2 separate regions of the Homo sapiens genome follow, and region 1 is linked to region 2. Evidence: chromatin loops called from intact Hi-C (ENCODE). Cell type or tissue: PC-9. All regions are shown on one strand. Links, peaks and the distances in the headings refer to the core of each region. The heading gives the core; the rest is flanking DNA.

What was found. A loop is a pair of places that touch in the nucleus more often than their neighbours do. Peaks named below come from ENCODE experiments on the same cell type or tissue, not always from the same donor. Only the 100,000 strongest peaks of a DNase experiment are listed, where the experiment ranks them.
Region 1: it touches region 2 in a loop (2.5-fold over the local background); 4 of 110 quality-filtered maps call a loop at or near these places.

The regions. Positions count from the first base shown.
Region 1 is chr4:30,861,578-30,872,436 of GRCh38, forward strand. All of the region lies in intron 1 of PCDH7 (protocadherin 7), which reads left to right. Among named protein-coding and RNA genes, the nearest start is that of PCDH7, 150 kb to the left of the region's middle. In PC-9, for the core only: no CTCF peak of the experiment used is centred there; DNase peaks (open chromatin) are centred at 5,544 and 9,144; H3K4me3 peaks cover 642 bases; H3K27ac peaks cover 2,660 bases.
Region 2 is chr4:30,751,354-30,762,212 of GRCh38, forward strand. The region is part of intron 1 of PCDH7 (protocadherin 7); the gene reads left to right. Among named protein-coding and RNA genes, the nearest start is that of PCDH7, 36 kb to the left of the region's middle. RefSeq lists an enhancer at 5,584-6,783. In PC-9, for the core only: no CTCF peak of the experiment used is centred there; DNase peaks (open chromatin) are centred at 2,178, 2,838 and 6,198; H3K4me3 peaks cover 567 bases; H3K27ac peaks cover 4,528 bases.

The sequences.
Region 1 (10,859 bases), core at 1,567-9,566, 110 kb after region 2:
TAAAATTTATGATTACTAAATTCAGTATAGTTAAAGTAATGGGATTAATTTCCACACACAAATTTCTAGTGTAGTACTATATTACTTAATGTTTTCTTAGGAAGCTTTGCTTTTGTTGTTGCTCTTTTTGAGACTATAAACCCAATGCTTTTACCTTCATATACAGGTACATATCAAAGTAACATTCAATGAATTATTTGTAGTTGGTATATGTTCAATGGTATAAAATCATATTTTGGTCAGACAGAGGTTGTATATAAGCTACTTAGAAGTAGAGCACCTTGTTAGCCTTTTATTTGACTTTGTTCCCCCCAGGTTAAATTTCTGGTTCATTTTGGCCCTCATTAGTTTCAAATTATAAGCTAGGTATAAATTCTATACATGGGAAAATATAATCCTACTTAGGGCATGTTAAGAAGTCTGGCTTATCTATTAGTAAAGCTGAAAGGGACTACAGAAATGATATACTTTAAGTCCTCACTTTATGGTTGAAGAAACTGAGGTCAAGATCAAGGTTGTATCACTAGCTTCCAAAATCCTCTGAATTCTGGTTCTTGGTCTTCCAGCTTACCCATGATATATTTCCTTAAACTGGAATATAAACGATAATAAGGTGTTGATAATGATTAGAATACAAACCAAGTGGAAAAATTCACAGTGGTGATGAAAACCAAAAATTGTTTGGTGCTCTCCAGGAATTTCAGAGAGGGATGCCAACAGTGTGAAATTCTCTGTAGCTAACATATTTCCTTTACAGGAAGCAGAATTGTCAGAATCACATTATTCTCTCCACAGAAAACTCTCTTGCCATTAGCTGTCTACATCCACAATGTAGAACATCATGCTGAGAACTTGGGGAATCCCTATTCATATATGCAGAGGTTTGTGTTCCAATGACTTGGCTATTGTGAAATGTAGAAATTTGTTTCTAAATTGGAAGTGTGTACATAGTGAGATATTACGGAATTACATTTAAGAAGTGATAACATATTCTATCCAGTGTTTTTACCAAGATAATATCTTATGCCAATTGCAAATATCCTTTTAGGGTTTGTCGCCTATGCTGTCTTCCATTGCTGCAGATTTTAAATAAATGCACAGAAGAATTTTGCTTTTTGCTTTCTTTTCTTAGTAGCTTCTCTCAGTTCAACAACAAAAGGGTCATAAGTGAGACCAAGTGGAGCATCACTTGATTTAGTCTTTCTTACTTGAAATGAAAATATTTTTTCTCTTGACATTCTGAAGTCTGCAGCACTACATTATTAAAGGGTTACTATAGTACCATGAGACTGATTTAGTGTCGCCCTGAACCACATGATTATGGAAACATAGTTCTGATTATGAGAATGTATTGCCAAAAGTGATTTAAAGGAATTAAAAAAAAAAGATTTTCCAACTGTATACAACAGATAAGTACTAAAGTAAATTCTCTCATTTTTATGAAAGGAGTTTTATGTCTGGACAGCTTTGGCATTACCAATAAATGTGTTCCCTTTGCAATTTCAAAGCACTCCAAATTCGTATGTGTTCCGGGATCAGAGTACCACTAAGGGAAATTGGATTTTTGCCTGGTGGTTATGGAATAACTTCCCTTTGCTTGAAAATATTATGGAATGAAGAAGATATTGTATTGGTTTCCTGCCCAGAAAATGATGCCTCATTTCCTGATTATGCAGTTAGCTATTCTTTCTTCTGTAATCTCAAACCACTGAATGTGGCTATAATATAGTTGTTCTCAACCAGTGGTGATTTTGCCTCCAGGGAAACATTTGGTGATGTCTGGAGATGTTTTTGGTTGTCACATGGAGGGTGGCATCTAGTGGGTGGAGGGTATGGATTCTGCTAAGCATTCTACAACACAGAAGCTAGGTCCCTACAACAAATGATCGTCACGCACAAATGTCAATAGTGTTGAGGCCGAGAAATCCTGATTTAATGTTTATTGCTTTACGTATGTCTAACCTCTGGCTTGTTAGGTTTTTCCAGGGCAAGAATTAGCCTTCTGCCTCCTGACGTATCTTACAGCATAAAAGCTGTTCCATAAATATGGAAAGAGGAAAGACTCTCAAATGTGTCTGACTAGGATTGTTAACTTCTTATACTTCTCCATATACTCATTGGTGAGGTTGGAAATCATTATTTAAACTTTTGTATTGAAGTTTGGCACACACAAAAATTTCATCCACACAAAAAATTCTGCATTTTATTTCAGAATGCTTGTGGGTTTTTTCCAACCCCCAAGAGAATAAATTTCATAATTGTGTATTCTGTGCAGAAATATCAACATAAATGTGCTTTCCTGAAGCATACATCTGCTGTCAGTGAGGCTGACTGTAACTCAGACATATGCTGGGTGGCAGCAGATAAGTTTGGAATTAGTTGTGATAGGTTATTCACAAAATAGCTAGAGCGCATGACAGTAATCAAGAATTCACTGTAATTACTTTAATCTGTGATTGGCTCAATACAGTGCACAAAAGACTGGCAGAGGAATTCTGCAACCAGAGAGGAAGTTGGTTAATTATTCCAAGACCATCTCTTTTTTTTTGTATTGATTTTTCAATTGTATGACCTTTTCATTCATTTATATGTTTATTCATTCAGTAGAATGTGTTAATTACACTAGGAGCAATTAATTACACTAGAAAGAAAAAACAGCACAATAACATGTCTCCTGACCTCTCAGTACATCCCGAATATGAGACAGACATGTAAACAAACCCATAATAGCAATATTAATTGTATTCCTTCCTTGAAAAAATAGGGAATTTATAGACTCAAATTTAATAAGCAGTTATTATGAGAAAGTCCTTAAGTCCTTCAATTTTTATCTTAGAAAGAAAAATTATTGGAGAACACACACACACACACACACACACACACACACACACATTTTTTGTTGCCAAGGGAGCCAGCTTAATCTACCAGTGAAAATAGTGAAGTTTAATTTTTTTGTTGTTCCTAAAATGGTAGGATATAGATGATATACTACATTTACATGGATGACAGACTTGTTTATTGCACAATAAAGTCAGTCCATACAAATTAGATGCTTTGGTATTCTCTTCAGTGGTCCTATACTGTGAATGAAAAAGTTTGCACTTTCAAAGTTCAGCTGAGGAAACCTCTGATTCTGTTAGATATTTCTGGTTACTAAGACACTATGGCTTGGTCCAATGTGTAAACATCTCAGAGTAATTCAGTGCAAAAGTTCTCACAGGCTGGATTAGGGGTGGAGTTTTACAAAGCACAGTTGAATAAGGATAATAGGAAAAAAAATTTAAGGCAAAATTCAAATAAAAAAATGAAGGAGATAAACTTCAAGAGCAACATCAATGACAACAACCTTCAGGAGTTTTATATAAGTTACAACATAAATTAGTACTGAGTGTGGCTTTCACAACAAAATGAGCTCATGTGATTTTAGAACACTTGATTAAGATGAAGCATATGAGAAGTAGGAGCTGATAAACGGTCTAACACTGATCATACCCTACTAGTTGCTTAGTGCTTATTTTTAGGCATCTCAGGTAACAAGTGACATAACACAGTCAAAAACTAAAATAATTTTGAAGAGGAAGGAAGTCAGGATGATGAAAAAGCCATATAAAAAAAGGCTGAAGATTTCAATAATGTTTGACTTGGAGAACATAGGACTTGGGATGTTCCTAAGGTTTTATGTTAAAAATTTGAAATGTTTGAACATTTGTCATGCTTAAGAGGAATTACATTGTAGTGTTCAGGAGAGTGATCGATATTTATAGGAAGGGGGGCTTTTAATAAGTATTAGAACATCTCAGTGGGGCAGATCCAAAAATGAAGTGGAAATCCTGGAAGTAGTGAGTTCCCATCCCTAAGGGTTCTTCAGGAGAAGCTAGACTATAGTCTGGAAGGCTGTTCACTGAATCTCATGTGGGGAATTTGGACATGTGAGCAACATTGTTCCAACCATATTAAATACCACCTCGTAAGCTTGTAGAGCTCTAGCAGTGCATGACACTTAGGCCCTGAGATGACAGTTGAAGGTCCATAATAGTTTGTAAATATTCTTAATAATTTACAGTGTTTTTTAAGGAAAATTAAGTACAACGTATTTTAAGGAAAATTACCTTGGAAAACCTCATAGGAAGGAACTGATAGAAATATACATACCTTCTATCTCTCTAACATAGCCAGTCTTTTCTCAGTTGATGAACAGTTGACTCTTAAGAACCAGTGGAAGTAGCTGGCATACTTATAGAGTATGTTGTATGAAAACCATGTGTTTTTTGACCCTTGAATCACATTTGGCACGGAAATCCTCAAATGCTGGAAGGAAGATGCCTGAGAGAATAGCAGATGCATTCTTATCCTCTTGTTCGAATTTAGGGGCATACTTCCGTGGAGTGGAAAACTGGATAAAATGGTGTACACAAGTTAAGCTCCTTCTGTGTTTTTGCCTGAACCTAGTTGAATTCCTGTATGTTAAATGAACATGAAATGACTCCACTCCTGTCTTTTTAAAGCTCTCTTATTACCTGATAGTCTTGAGTTATTTCTGCTCATTATCTCATGGCTCTTTCTACTTCCTTCCATTGCCCTCCTTTCTTTACTTGGCAAAATTTTAAAAAAGCTGGTTCTATATCAAGAAGCTTAACTTTATTTACATGTTGGTAATGAGGGGAGATTTGAGAAGTTTAACCTGGCTTGTTACTTAACAGGTTACTAATTACCTAACATATCTACATTATTTCATTAAATTATCTAAACTTCCTCCAGAAAGAAGTATTGCTATTAATATTGTAAATTTAAGGAAACAGATGCTTAGTCAGCTTGTGTAGCAAAGACTTAAACAGAGGCAAAATGAGATCTGTTTGACCTGAAGTTCATGCTCTTTCCATTATACACAACAGCTTTCCTTATTTGACTTAGATCTTTTTAATAGAGGCATTTTTGGGCTGATTGCTGTAACGTTAGAGCAAATATACTCCAGTTTCTAACTTTTCTGTTCAATTTTCCAGGTTACATTACTGTGAAATGAAGTGACTGGATATTTTGCTTACACAGCTTTGCTCAGCAATCAGTTGCTTTCTGGCCATGGCCATAAAAGGAAAATTCTTTCCACAAATAGAATCTCTGGCAAAAAAAAAAAAAAAGTATTGTCCTTTTGATGTGTTTTTACTCCTTTCTCTGCAATCCTTACATGGTAAACTGGAATAAGACAATCGTTTACAGAGAAACAGGACTTGCAAAGGAAAGATGAAACCCTTCTGCAGCCATTAAAGAAGTTTCTGTATGTAGCCCTCATTTTGATAAAGCAGTAAACCTGACGTTTTGTTTTCCTTTTTCTTTTCCTTTCTTTTTGGTTTCCCCCCAGAACACAGAGCTGGACTTTGGTTGGGGTAACAAAAAGGAAATGAAACCTTATTCTTAAATGTGAGGTAGATCTAAGGTTCATGGTGTAGAAATGGGAAAATTGTTTTCTACACCTTTGCTTGCTACCATCTAGATGGAATTAGAGATTGTTTGCCCAGGGTGATGAGATTCAATTGGTATGTCACCTCAGGCTGTCTGTACAGGTCCATGGATCAGAGCTCTCTGTGACTTCCCAGAAATGTAAACCACAGATGGAGAATTATTGCTGGTTTGAACTTTTAGTTCTGATTTGATTTGTTTATCCTGTGTAGAATTAGTCTCTGTATGCTAAGGGAGAAAAAGGTAAGAATGGAGGTGAGGGTCCGTCTTAGTATTTCCCACAGGCCCCCTCACAGAAATTGTTGGAATTTTAAAGAATATACTCAAATCAGTAAGAAAGTATATGTTTTGTGATGTGCTTTGTAATTATTTACAACATTTGTCCTATACTTCAGGGCACCTAATACTCAAATCATTGTTCAGCAAGGAAGAATGAAAGCCTCTTTTAAGATGGTACATGATGTACTCACTAACTTTTGCATTCCTAACCATCATTTTTTTCTCCTGGATCTCATCACCTAAGCTGTAGGCTCCTTGGGGGAAAGGAAGGACAAGGATTTAGACATCCGTGGATTCAACTGAGAGCCTGGCACACAGCCTTTCTCTGGGTAGGAGCCCACAGAAGGTTTGGTGATTCACTGGTGCCGCCACTTCCTTGCGAGAAAGGGGAAAACAGACATGCAGTGTGATGTGGAATATGTCTATTTGTCCCTGTCACTCATATGGATCACCTGAGGGGAAAATAGCATTCATTTTTCATTCTGATGGTAGGGCTATTCAAAAGAGATACTTGCATTTTATCAGAGGTGATATCCTCATTTTGAGAAACTAACATATAGTTCTGGATTAGGATGCAGTTTAAAAATTGCACGATATTTTTAATATACATTAAAATGTAGGTCTGTCAATCATGCTGGTTTTTCTATAAGAGGATGTCATAAAACCTTTCCCTAAAAGAGGCTCAAATTTGAAGCCACATTAGTTATTATTAATAGTTATTATCCATCATTACATGTCTTATAAAATCCGTCATTTTCACTACTTTTCAGTAGTCCTGTCAGAAATGTATTCTGACAGAAATAAAAATTCATGCACTACTAACTGGGACTTCAGTTAATGATACCAACTGTTATGAATATTCACTTTTTAAAGCTACCCTTTCTGGCGAAATTCCTATATGCCAGGCATGGTGCTAAGTGTTTTACATACATCACCTCGTTTAATCCCTATTATAGTGCTATTTTAAAGATGAAGAAATGGTGATTTAGGTTCATTTGCATGCTAGCATCATACAAAATGGTACAGCTGAAATTCAAGTGGTATGTCAGATTGCAAAACCCCAATTTTAAACATTACGCTGCTGACTTAAGTTCCTTGCTGAATTGTCTCTGCCTTTTCCTGAGCACTTACGAGCAGGCGTTGTGTATGTTCTGATTTAGCTTCTCTGACAAGGAATGTTCAGTGCCTTCCATTTTATGATGTTTATTCAAAGACTTCTGTTTGTAATGGCAATTCCTTGTGCTTAATTTTTTTCTTTTTTTTCTACTTTGTATGATTTAAACAATATAATTAAATGATAAACTCTCTGATGGAAAAAAAAATCTATGTTTATGTAAGTGTGACTGATGGAAGCCAGGACCTAATATCAAGAATTCTTGACCCCTGGAATAGGCCTGTTGTTTTAGAATCCAAGAAAACAAAAGCAATTTGTTCTTTTACTGAAGAGCCCATCCAAAGTAAAGCTGTCAGACCCTAAAGTGTTGTGATGCATCTGTATAGCCATATGCTGACAGATGTTTCTGTATGTAACTCTAGCTTTCTGATGTACAGGGTGACTTCCATGCAAATATTTTTGTCTTTACTTGTTGAAGTTTTATCTGCAAAATAGTTCAACCATATGAAAAAGAATTAGTAAAATGAAAAGGGGTGAACTAAAAATATACTATGTCAAAAGAAAACCAAAAATGTTATCAAGCATTCTTTTTTTCAGCTGGTGATGGAGAACAACGTGTTAATCTTGGATTCCTTCTGTCAGATAGCACAGAAATACCACAAGGTAGTGTGCCAGTTCCAGGGTGGCAGCTAATCCACTGATCACGCAGCAGCATGCCACCCCAGAAAGATAAATCTTCAGTCTCATTAGGACTTCATGTAAAAAAGAATTTTGTTAACAAGAACAAGGAAAACCTATCAAAAATTAATTAAGATATTGTAGTTTAGCCTGTGTAAACTCAGAAAATAATTATGTTGATTTACTTTTTTTTAAATTGTACTTTAAGTTCTGGGATACATGGGCAGCACGTGCAGGTTTGTTACATAGGTATACACGTGCCATGGTGGTTTGCTGCACCCATCAACCTGCCATCTACATTAGGTATTTCTCCTAATGCTATCCCTTCCCTAAACCCCACCCACTGAAAGGCCCCAGTGTGTGATGTTCACCTCCCTGTGTCCATGTGTTCTCATTGTTCAACTCCTACTTATGAATGAGAACATGTGGTGTTAGGTTTTCTGTTCTTGTGTTAGTTTGCTGAGAAGGATGGTTTCCAGCTTCATCCATGTCCCTGCAAAGGACATGAACCCATCCTTTTTTATGGCTGCATAGTATTCCATGGTGTATATATGCCACAGTTTCTTTATCCAGTCTATCATTGATGGGCATTTGGGTTGGTTTCAAGTCTTTGCTATTGGGAACAGTGCTGTAATAAACATATGTGTCCACGTGTCTTTATAGTAGAATGATTTATAATCCTTTGGGTGTATACCCAGTAATGGGATTGCTGGGTCAAACAGTAGTTCTGGTTCTAGATCCTTCAGGAATTGCTATACTGTCTTCCACAATGGTTGAACTAATTTACACTCCCACCAACGGTATAAAAGCGTTCCTATTTCTCCACATCCTCTCCAGCATATGTTGTTTTCTGATTTTTTAACGATCGCCATTCTAACTGGTGTGAGATGGTATTTCACTGTGGTTTTGATTTGCATTTCTCTAATGACCAGTTGTGATGAGCTTTTTTTCATATATCTGTGGCATGCATATATGTCTTATTTTGAGAAGTGTCTATTCATATCCTTCGCCCACTTTTTGAAGGGATTGTTTGTTTTTTTCTTGTAACTTTGTTTAAGTTTGTTTTAGGTTCTGTATATTAGCCCTCTGTCAAGTGGATAGAATGCAAAAATTTTCTCCCATTCTGTAGGTTGCCTGTTCACTCTGATGGTAGTTTATTTTGCTGTGCAGAAGCTCTTTAGTATAATTAGATCCCATTTGTCAATTTTGGGTTTTGTTGGCATTGCTTTTGGTGTTTTTGTCATGAAGTCTTTGCCCATGCCTATGTCCTGAATGGTATTGCCTAGGTTTTCTTCCAGGGATTTTATGCTTTTAGGTCTTATGTAAGTCTTTAGATTTACTTTAAAAATAAAAAAAGAAGAAAGGAATTTTTAAAAAGAAGTTTAAAACTAGAATGTCTCATTTGGAAATTTTTGTATTTGTTATCTCATCTTATTTTATTCAAGACAGGTAAATGTTCCTCCTAACCATAGAAGGCTTCTATGGAGCTGCAGCTTTAAAGACTATCTTTGACAAAGACTGCTCTCTAGATGTGTTATTGCCTCCAGGAAGTGCGAAAATAGCACCAATTGGTTTCCCTGTTGCACCCACAGAAAGATCACATTTTGGCATCACTTGGAAGCCATTGTTTGCAGAAGGCAAAGCTGTCAGTGACTCATTTATTCTCACCTCTTGTCTAATGCTTTGCTTCAAGCACAGTCTTGGCTATGCCTCAGATTGATCTTCAAGCTCCTTTTTGTTTTTCTTAGAGGTCCACATCTAGTTATTACCACTGGATTTTGCACATTGCGGCACCTGTAAACATCTTCTATGCCCCAAATTCTGAGGTTTACTCCCTTTTATGTGCAATACTTAGCAGTTGTTTGGATGTTCTCTTGTCATTTATTTTATTTGGCTCTTCTGTGAGGTTTGCGCTGATGGCAAATGTTGTTTGAGTTTGGATTAAGGTGCTTGTGAACTTTACATTGGTGATGCCCTTCTTCATTTGTTTTTAAAAATTTCATAGAGGAAACATAATATGACACCTACAGGGACTTCAAGTTCTAGAGATGATGAGAAATTTGATTTTATGCTTATTAGTTACTGTGGTTAATGTAATTGTAGCTGACATAATATAAAATCATTCCAAGGACTTACCCCCAGAGTTTACTTTTCTCTTGCATAGAGACCAGTTAGCAGAGGATGGGTAGGGAGCATAGGGTTTTGCTCCATGTATCTGTTCAGTGTTCAGACTTTTTTCATCTTGTGGCTCCATGACCTGTAGGACCTCTGAACCAACTGCTAGATCCTGTGCATCCAGCCTGAAGAAGGCACACTGCTTTCTTAGTCACTTTGCCCATTTTGCTTCCAATAATATTCTGTTGGTGAGCACAAGTCACTTGGGTCTGACTAAGCCAATGGGGGCAGGGAAAAGTAGCCTCTGACAGGGCAGCCACTTCCCGAATACAAGTCTACCAAAAACAAAACAAAAATAAAAACAAAGTGTCGATGATCAGCTGGTAACCTCTGCTAACTGTTCAAAATGAGTAACTTAGTGCTAATCTCTGCCTCTAAATACCCTGAATTCATTGTATTTCTTTCTTAGGCCTGTCATAAAAAAGTGATACAAAACGGGTGGCACAAAATAATAGAAATATAGGATTTCACAGTTCTGAAGTCAGAAGTCTGAAATCAAGGTGTCAGCAGAGCCATGGTCACTCTGAGACTCTGGTAGCAACCTTCGTCACCCCATCCTTGCTGATGGTGGTGACCCATCAATCCTTGGCACTCATTGGTTTGCAGCTGCATTGCTCCAAAGCCTGCCTCCATCATCTTATGGCATCATTCTCTCTTTGCATTTTTGTCCTTACATGGTGTTTTCATTTTCTTCGGACACTAGTCATATTGGATTAGGGTCTACATCAGTAAATCTCCTCTGGCCTTTATTACATCTGCATATTTTTTCAAATGAGGTCACATTTATAGTTATCAGGGGTTAAGACTTCAACATATCTTTTGGGAGAAGGAAACAATTTAGCCCATAACAGATAAATTGGGTTCCTCTGTTTTGTTTTTTAAGTTCCTTACCAATTACTGCTTATTAATAGATTAAATATAAAACGAAGCAACTATAATCATATCAGAATTCTTTTAATTTCTACCAAGATGTTATTTAGGGACAACTTAGACCAGGGATCAGAAAACTTTTTCTGTAAGGATCCAGAGAGATACTTTTGGCTTTGTGGGCCATACTATCTGTCACAGTTTCTCAACTGTGCCATTACAGCATGAAAGCAGTCATAGGCAATAGTCAATGAGTGAGCATGGCTCTGTTCCAATAAAAGTTTTATTTTAT
Region 2 (10,859 bases), core at 1,239-9,238:
TTGCTAGGCTATTTTGATTGGAGTGATATAGGATCAAAGATCTCAGAAATATTTCGAGCAAAAGAGTTCTTCTGTTTCCCAAGTATAAGCATTCCTTAAATCCTAAAACACATTGGAAAATATTTCTTATATCATTATCTTTTAGAAAACTGTGAAATAGCCATAGTTGGGGAATAGATTTAAGGAAAGTTTATAGGTTATATAATTGGATCCAAATATTATATTATGTGGATGTTCCTAAATTTGACAGTATTAAAATATGAGTATATATATATATTTTGCATGGTCTCTGAAAAGTTTATTAATCTTTGTGACCTCCACAGAGCTAGGTACTGTGCTTTGTAGGTGCTTAATAATGCTTTGGAACTGATATTGTAGATTTCACCTTTGGCTAGACAATTTTATTTTGAAGGAATTTCAACTTAATAAATATATTTTAATAGGGCTATACATTTTTTCCAGTAATATTTACTTGTATATTTCCCCTTAGTCCTAACAAATATTTTGAGAATGAAAGTAAGGAAAATATTTTCACCATGGAATGTCCTTCCTATTCGCTGTCATTTTTAAAATGGAATTTTCTCCTGTTTCAAAATAGTAAACTTGTTGCCATGATGGTTTTTAGGGTAGAATAAGATTTTTTCTCTAAATAATCTTAGACATAAAAAACTAAAAGAGCATGATTGTCATTGAAAAAGAATATGTCTAGGTAGTTCCTATCTTTCCACTCTTCCACGCTTCTTTACTTTGCTTTTCTTTATTACTTTTTTTCTTTCTTTCCCTTTTTTTTTCCTTCAAGATGGAGTCTCACTCTGTCGCACCCAGGCTGGAGTGCAGTGGCGTGATCCCGGCTCACTGCAACTTCCGCCTGCGGGTTCAAGCGATTCTCCTGCCTCAGCCTCCGGAGTAGCTGAGATTACAGGTGCCTGCCACCATGCCCAGCTAATTTTTCGTATTTTTAGTAGAGACGGGGTTTCACCATGTTGGTCAGGCTGGTCCTTCTTGGCTTCTTTGGCATGATGGAGCAGGTTCATGGATGATTTTTCCAACACATCTCACACCCAAGTAGGTGATACCAGGAGTGAGGAAGTAGTGACAGCTACCTGGTGTCTCCTCTTTTTATCCCTGAACCTGAAACTTGAAAGAATTTCATTATAATTCAGTAGTTTAGCCTTAATATTTCTACTTCTCAAAATAATAAAATTTCAAAGCTATCTTTTGATCTAAATGTGAGGAATGTTAACAGTGCACGTATGTATTAGAAGATATGGACTCTTACTTTTTTTTTTTTTTGCAAACTTTATAAATTGTTTTCTTTCATTGCTGAAGGTCAGAATCTCAGTGATTAATGGTGACTAAAGAAGTTTGTGACAGAAATTTAACCCAGATACTCACACATCCAGTCCTATCTTCCTCTTACCTGTAGGGGCAAAAAAAAAAAAAAAAAAAGAAAGAAAAAGAAAAAAAAGAAAAAAAGAACTCTGGAAAATGGGACAGATTTTATAACTAAAGATCAGCCCCACATATACTGTAGATATTTAAATAAGTGGTAATTCATTCTGCAAGGAATAAGTAAATGGCATATTACTGTAACCCAGTTAAAAATATTAGACTTCAACACGGAAGCATTTGAACTTGGTGTCATGGATTTTGGGAAGACCTGAAAGGAATAAGAAGTGTTGAGATTCCAGGAATCTTTGATTAAAATATATTAATGAAAGTGAAAGAGTTCTCAGTGGCTGGTATGGGAGATAAAATACCATAAATGTCAGCATCATGCCTGGGAGACCCTTTAAGTCGTTATAAACAATAATGGGCCTATGAAAGACAAGGTCAGAGTATTTCTCTTAACTTCTCCATACAGAGTCTTTTTATTTCTGGTACATATCTCATTTCCCTTCAAGTATCTCTAACTGTAAAAAGAGAGATAACCTTTACTACTTTCTCTGTTCTTGATAAGGAACCAGAATGAAAATGCCTCAGTTTATATACATGGTCGTGGTAAGCTGGGAACAGCATATTTTCTTGAGTGACAATATGGTTAAATTAGCAAGAAACATAGAAGTGTATTTTCACATAACTTGCACATATTGCTTAGTTGATGTATGAAGGTGCATTATAGGCAAAAATGAGTCATTTCTTAGGCAGGCACTTAGTACGTGCAAAGGCTAGCAGTAGCACGCCATATAAGGTAGCATTTCAGGGGCTATACACCCTTTGGATTTTTGACACAGGGCTCAAGGTAGATTTGGGCTAAGCTTCCATGGCAAAGACATGTTTTTGGCTCTGGTTGTCATTCAGTAAATATTTATTAAACCCCTTGACTGTTTTTAGCTCTGTTCTTATTCTTGTGAAGCTTACCTTCTAATTTTGAATGAAGAAGACATAAACATTTATTACATATGCAGTGCATTTTAAGAATTGTGATAGAGCCTTTTTTTAAGAATTCCTCCCAAAAAAATAATTACCAGTACTTTCTGATTTCATTGCACATATAAATATGGAATGATATTGGAAGAGAAAAACATTACATTTGTAACTTCAAATAAAGCATGAATTAGATTTGAATATTATGAAATTTACCAACAAAACCTTGATTTTATAGATAAGTGTTACTGATCATAGAAACTACCAGACATAACAGCACTGTATACTTTTAAAATATATTTTTATAAGTTACATTGAAACCCTATACACACGCTTCTCCAATTGTAGTCAGGTTGGGCGGTATGTGATAACTAAATTTTTATGAAGCAGGTAGCTTCTTCTTATCTATTCAAAACTGTCAAGATTTGCTGCAAACACTAGGTGTGTGTGTGTGTGTGTGTGTGTGTGTTTTTTCTGGAGGGAGGAGGAAGTAGTAGAAGAGGTTACTATTAGCCTCCACCATGACTCATTAGAAAATGTCCTGAAAAAAGTTTAGCTCTGTATCAGACAATATACAGATAATTCCCAAGTCATTTGTCAAGTGAAAAAGAAAAGAGGTTGTTATAATCAAGCAGCTCCAGGGACATGAGCAGAAGTGTATCACTTTATTATTTTCCCTTCTACCGAAAGCATGATATATTAATTTATTTTAGATTGTTTAGGGTCCAAGGTTTTCTATGCTTACAAAAGTTATGAATTAAAGGTCCTAAATTGTAAGTCCTTAATGTGAATTAAATTCACACCCAATACAGGAAATATTAGTTGGAAACAATAAATCTTGTCAGGCTCAAGGTACTTTTATTGCTGTAAAAAAAATGAAGGTCACACAATAATACTATTCAGGGAAATAGGTAAGACATTCAAAGAGATTCATCATTTTCTATATGACACACAGATACCCTTCTAAAGGATTTCAATATTTTATCTTCAATTCAGTTTGGTATTTAAATATTTTAAGTCAATCCTTTAGAAACTTATATGTACTTTTTTTTTGACATTATCTAATTACATAGCTTAACAAGTAGATGGGCAGTGAAGATTTTTGATGGGTGTACCTAATTGTTTGGCAATATTCAGATGGCTTAAACAATTTTATTTATAATAGAGCTTAAGGAAGTCCACATTGATGGGGAATCTATTATACGCCAGACTCCAGGCAAGGTGTGTGTAGGCTGATTATGCCATTTCATCCTTATGCTGCTGATGGATAATATTTTTATGGTTGTATTCACAGATGGAGAAACTGAGGTTTGGGGTTTAACAACTTTTCAAAGATCATACAGTGGCTAAGATGTAGAGCTGGGTTGGAACCTAGGGCTAGCTGACTCCAGAGCTTCTTATGTCCGTTTAAGATTAGTCACAGACCTCACCGAGTATCTCATCATATGCGTGCCATCCTATAATATTAATAGGGGCATAAAACTTACATGTGCTTGATCTTAGAAATTTAAACAACTCAAGTGTTTGAAAAATTACAGATGTTTCTCTGTTTATGAATAAGTATGGTGCTCTCCCTTTCTTCCTCACAATTTTGACTTGCCTTATAATTGCTTTTATTGAGAGAAATTTACAGGGAAAACCCTGTTATAAACAAACTTCTTTTTGGATCCTGAAAGTTGCATAGATTTCAACTCCTTGTAGTCCTTCCTATCTGCTCTTGACAGAAAAAAAAGAGAGGCCTCTAGCCTTGAGGCCTGAGTCCACAAAACATTTTTGTCTTCCTGTTTTCTCAACAAATACTTCTATAGCCACAAAGTAGTCCCAGACACTGTCCTGAGAGCTTTACAAGGGGGAGATTGACTCCTGTAGTTATCATAACAAGCCTGTGCAGAAAAAATGGTTACCATCCCCCACTGTCTTAGTCTGTTTTTTGTTGCTCAGGAATACCTGAGGCTGGGTAATTGATGAAGAAAAGAGGTGTATTTGGCTCACAGTTCCACAGTCTGTACAGGAAGCATGGAACTGTTATCTCCTTGGCTTCTCATGAGGGCTTTTGTACTGCATTAAAACATGGTGGAGGCCAGGTGCGGTGGCTCACACCTGTAATCCCAGCACTTTGGGAGGCTGAGGAAGGAGGATCAGGAGGTCAAGAGATCAAGACCATCCTGAACAAGATGGTGAAACCCCGTTTCTACTACCAATACAAAAATTAGCTGGGTGTGGTGGCGTGCACCTGTAGTCCCATCTACTCAGGAGGCTGAGGCAGGAGAATCACTTGAACCCAGGAGGTGGAGGTTGCAGTGAGCCGATATCGCACCACTGCACTCCAGCCTGGTGACAGAGTGAGACTCAGTCTCAAAAACCAACCAACCAACCAACAAACAAAATATATGGCGGAGGTCAAAGTGGAAACATGCACCTGTGAGGAGGGACTAAACCTAAGAAAGCTTTATAACAACCCACTCTAGATGGAATTAATTCATTCCCTTGGGAACCAGTCTGGTTTTGGGAGTGTAAGAACTCACTACCTCAAGAATGGCACCCCGCTGTTCATGAGGGATCTTCCCTCATGACCCAGACACCTCCCACTAGTCCTTACCTCCCAACAGCACCACACGGGGGATCAAATTTCAACATGAGATTTGGTGGGGACAAACCAACTATGTCCAAATGATAGCACCCACCCGGAAGATGAGGAAACTGAGACAAATACAGATTCAGTAACTTCAGGTCATATACTTAGTAAACGGTAATAATGGAACTTGAATCCTTAATGTCTGATGCTAGAGACCTTGGTCTCAACCATTACATTGTGCTGACACCCCGAATACGGTACAACCTCTTCTTATCTTTCATGTTTCTGTGCATGTTAAGAAAATTTTGCTTGTGTCAACTTAAAAAATGCTCAGGCTGTTTGTTATCCCTGTATGTTACGCCACTACCTATATTTCTCCTAAAACATTGTTTCATTACTCATTCTCTTCCTGTCTTTTGTTCAGTCTCTCTCCCCATTAGTTCTTGCTTAGATGTCTAACATCTTAAACATGTACCAACTTCTTCACAGCTCTCTCCCACCATAAAATGGAGTCTTCCTTTGTACGTATTTATTTCTTCATCTCCCTTTTGGCTGTGAGCTCACTACTCTCTGGCCTACGCCTTAATCTCCTTTTCCAACTGTTTTTTGCTAAGTCTCCTCTGACTGAGAGGCTTGGATCTTTCAGCCTTACTGTGCCACTGTTTGTAGGAAGCTCTGCTCCCAGAGCTTACAGTAACAGCTGTCACTATATCCAGGGGGTACTTCTACCTCCAAACAGTTCTACATCTTTTTCATCCTTTCAATGTCACATTCCCAAAGCTTCCATTGAGTTACACTCCTTATTATAGCAGTCACCACCTATCAAAAGAGCTTCTATTTTCAAATGACAGTTGGTTTCTGTATTTGTGCACAAGACTCAATGTGTAATGTGTGCAAAGTCAAACTCACTATCTCCCTGTAGCTGCACACCCATTCTGCTCCTTTTTCTAGGCTTCATCCTCAAATGTTCTACCTTTCATGATGCCCTAAGAGTTATTCCAAAAAAATAGATCTTGCTTTCTGGATTGTCCAAGTTGCTCCTGTGTGTAAAAGCCTTCAGTAGCACCAATAGGATAAAGCGAACACCGTGAGCAGGGCAGAAAGGCCCTTAGCAAATGATTATCAATCTGCATTTTCTGACTTTCCTCGCAGGCACTCTGCCTAGCCCTGCTCAGGTATGCTAGCCATACCTAGCCTATTTACTATTTGCCCAACAGGATTTCCCCTGTATCAGCTGTGTGCCTTTGTACATTCCTTTTTGCCTGTATGAAACATCCTTTGATCCTTCTCCATTTCTCAGAAACACACTCATATTTCATGACTCAGCTCAAATGTCACTTCCTATGCAATGCTTTCCCTGCCTCCCACGCCAAATGAGTTGTTCTCCTTCCTTTAGTCTTCATTCGACATACACTAATCACTTTGCATTCCAATTAAATTTTTATATGCCTATTCCCGCAATTATGTGACCTTTTCAAGAAAAAGGACTGTCTAATTTATCACTGAATACCCAACGTTGCATACATAGTAGGCTCTCAATAAAAGCTTGTAGAATGATTGGAGTGATCAGATTAGTGACTGAAAGCAACAAACATTCATATAATGCATATGTACATGCTCTGTGCCAGGCAGTGCTCAAGGTGTTAGGACGGGAAAGAACAGCCTTGCTAAAAATCACTGCTATCACGGGGAGCTTACATTCTAGTAGAGAAATGTGCATGATTAATAAGACATTGATAAGCAAAGTGTACACTTAGATGGTGGCAAATGTTATGAAAAAAAATGCAGAGACAATGTAGGGAGTTCTGAGGACCGTGAGGGCTGCAATTAGCTATCAAGAAAGGCCTTGATAAGAAGGTGATGTTTGAGAAAGACCTAAACTGTAGGAGGGAGGAAACCATGTGAATATTGAGCATCTCACCACACAGAGAGAACAGGAAGATCCAGGTAGAAACCTGTATGGGATACTTGAAGCCTGGTCCTGGAGACCAGCATGGTGGGAGAGGGGTTGGGGAGTATGGGAGTATTAGAAAGGAAGTGTTAGGAAGAAAGTTCAGAGAAGAGGTTATGTTGTGCATGGTTTTACCCTAAGTGTCATGAGATGCCATTGGAAGACTGGCAGACAAATGGAATACTTCATAGAATTTAAAACATTTATCTTACAGTTCCAGTATGAGCAGTTACTGCCCGTAAGTTTGTAACAATAGCTTTGAAAAGAGCATCGAAGGCTCTTGATATTGTGGTTCATTTTGCCATACATATATATTTGAGGACAGCCAACATTCACAAAGATAAAAACCACATCTCCATCTGCAATAGCATGACAGTTGTGTGAGCACTAAAGGGCAGATAGGACAAATGACCCTGCCTGCATCGGTGGACAGGAAGGGAGAAAAGCATGGCTGGGAATGCAGGTATTGCACTAAGTATTGCACTAAATTAACTACATAACTGTGGATTGCTCATTGCTTTTTTATATACTGCTTAATTTGGAAGGAAGAGAGTATTTCATATAATAAATTATTGATGCAGTTATTCTAATTGAGTAGGGTATTTCTTAGAAACTCTAGCACATTAAGATAGATAATTTTTTTGTTGATATGTGGCTTACCTGTTTTAATTTTTTGTATTTATTTGAAGAAGTGTTTTTTTTTTTTTTTTTTTGTGATACAGTCTCACTCTGTCACCCAGGCTGGAGTGCAGTGACGTGATCGCGGCTCACTGCAACCTCCGCCTCCCAGGTTCAAGTGATTCTTCTGCCTCAGCCTCCCGAGTAGTTGGGATTACAGGTGCCCGCCATGACGCCCAGCTAATTTTTGTCCTTTTAGTAAAGATGGGGTTTCACCATGTTGGCCAGGCTGGTCTTGAACTCCTGACCTCAGGCCATCCGCCCGCCCTGGCCTCCCAAAGTGCTGGGATTACAGGTGTGAGCCACTGCGCCTGGCCTCTTTGGGGAAGCTTTTTAAGTGGTCATGTCAAAGATGTCAGCATTCTTCTTTATGGATAAGAACAGAAATCATTCTGTTCATCCTCTGTCCGAATTTCTTGTTGCAATTTCATAGTTACTTTGAGCTCTACACTTTTCTGGTGAAATAGAATGAGTTTCTTAGAATTCGGTGAATCGGCTTTCAGGAAATTCTGGGAGTAAAGGATCTTTGAAAGACGAAGAAACTCAATTAAGCAGTCAACTTTATTCCAATCTGTGCTCTCAAGAGAAAGATAAAGTTCATATTTTCTAGGAAGAGTGAAAAGATAGAAGTTGAATATTAAGTTATTGGATGTCAGGGGTTTATCTTTGTGTGAAAAGAAAAAAATCTGTTTAGAATTTTTCTTCATCTTAGCCACAATTTCATTACATTATAAATAAATATATTGAAATGTATAAAATACAGCATATATATACACATACATATATAACAAAATCTTTCATTAAATGAAAGATTCATATAAATGAAATCTTTATTAAATGAATTAACAGTGGTTAAGTGCTAGATTATTTAAGAAAGTGCCACCATTGTATTTGTAATACCGGAATCTGTTTTGTAAGATTAGATACATCTTACATATTACTTTTTGATCATAACTCATGTGGCTCAAAACCCTAGGGTGATGTTTCTCTTGGTTTGGGCTCTACTCCCCAATTCCCTCATAATGAAACCCAGGACAATCTTTTCATGAAACCCTCCTTTCAAAATAGTGGCACCTCCTCTCTACATTGGAAATAGGTGGGCATGAAACATAAACACATATGAAAGCTACTGATAAGAAAAAAAAAAACTTAAGAAGTACGGTAGTTAAGCTTCAAGTGCCATTGTTCCTCTGCTTCTCAAGGTTAGTATCCCCCAGTGTTTCTACATGTTTCTCAGCCTTCTATCACAAAAATTTCTCCTACAATGCCTTGTCACAGCTCTTGCTGAAGGAATGGAACATTAAGGAGGAAGAAGTAGAGAGGAGCAGGGGAAGGCAGTCTTGTGCTGCTCAAAACACTTATCAAGGTCCACTTCCTACCCACTATCCCTAGCCCTTCAAGAGGTCACTCTTCCGGCACAGGGCACTTAGGCAAGAGAAAGAAATAAAGGTATTCCAATAGGAAGAGAGGGAGCCAAATTGTCTTTGTTTACTGATGACATGATCCTATATCTAGAAAACCCCATGATTTCAGCTCCAAAGCTTCTTAAGCTGATAAGCAACTTTAGCAAAGTCTCAAGATACAAAATCAATGTGCAGAAATCACATGCATTCCTATACACCAACAACAGACAAGCAGAAACCCAAATCATGAGTGAACTCCCATTCACAATTGCCACAAAGAGAATAAAATACCTAGGAATACAGCTAACTAGGGAAGTGAAGGAACTCTTCAAGGGGAACTACAAACCACTGCTCAAGGAAACCAAATATTTCATTATGCCATGTCATTTCCTAAAGGGCACCAAGACACTGATAAGGTCTCCCAACCAAGGGCATCTGAGCATGGCTATACAGTGAGATTTCCTTGAGTTTTGACTTCTCTCCCCTCCTTTGACAGCTCAGCTGTGTGCCTTACACAGACACATCTCCAAGAGTGAATCAGAAAGGGTCTTACAGAGTGGGGTGCCTTCTTCCCAATCATTCTCTTTGGAGTTCTGTTTACACCCTGCATTAAGAAAGACCCACAAGCTTCCATTCAACTTGAAAAATGAGACGTCTGTAAATTCTCCTTAATCTTGATGTTCACCATTTGGTTGAGTGCTTGCCTAAAGGAACTGCTCTCTGTTTAATAGGCACCCCTTTCTTGTATTGTATTCTAGTCTCATTAGGCACTAAGTAGGAATAGCCAAATCTCTCAGGACTTTTAGCTGGAACATCCAGATGAGGATGGGTTCTTGGCAGTACCTAATGTATGCAGCCTTAGGGAAATAGTTTTTAAATTCTTACCTGCAAAAGATTCACTAACAGAGCTTTTAGGAAGCGCAGCTCTCCTCTGCTTATCTCAGTCATGGGCCAGGAGCTTTCACTTTTACAAAGTACACTGGGCTCTTCTTATGAAAATACTCTAGAGTAGCAGTGTCCAGTGAAAATATAATGCAAGTCACATATGTAATTTTTAATTTTCTAGTTGCCTTATTTATGATTATTTTTAAAAGATGAAATTAATTTTAATTATACATATCATTTAACCTCATATATCCAGTATACTATCATTCAATATTTAATCAATGTAAAATTATTAATGAGATATTTTATATCCTTTTAAAAATTTAATCTTCAAAATCTGATATATATTTTATAATTACAGCACCTCATATCAATTCTTACTAGCCTTGTTGTAAGTACTCAATAATCATATAAAGCTAGGGACTGCCATATGAGACAGCATAACTTGGGATAATTACATTCAAATCCAGTAAATAAACCTGCAAAGTGGAAAGGTCCAAATTCAATCACTTGACTGTCTAAATAAGAATATGCTTTATTTTGTGTTGTCATGTGCTAAGTTCTTAAAATGAATAATATAAAATCTTACAACAGTAATATGAATTAGATATGCTATTTAATCTATTTGGTAGAGAAAAAAATTCTCGCTTTAGATGTCGATTTGCTCAAACTCACAGAGAAGTGAGAGACAGAATTAGTTTGATGTGACCTCAGAGCATACCTGCCAACCACCCTTGAGTACCCTCTTCAACACTATGCTTGTTTCTTGTATAATTGAGTGAAATTCAGGCTTTTCTCCAATGTTAAAGTCTTATACATGATCAAGGCCATGTTTGATATAAATATATAATAAAATAGAATTCAGAGATAATGTGACTGCATTTATATATTAATCCTGTATGCCACTTGACTTCCTAGAATTGAAATAAGCACCCTTGGAATGGAATGCTTGGGAGAATCGGCTATAAAAGCTGTGTGTTATTAAAATGCTGAAACTTTA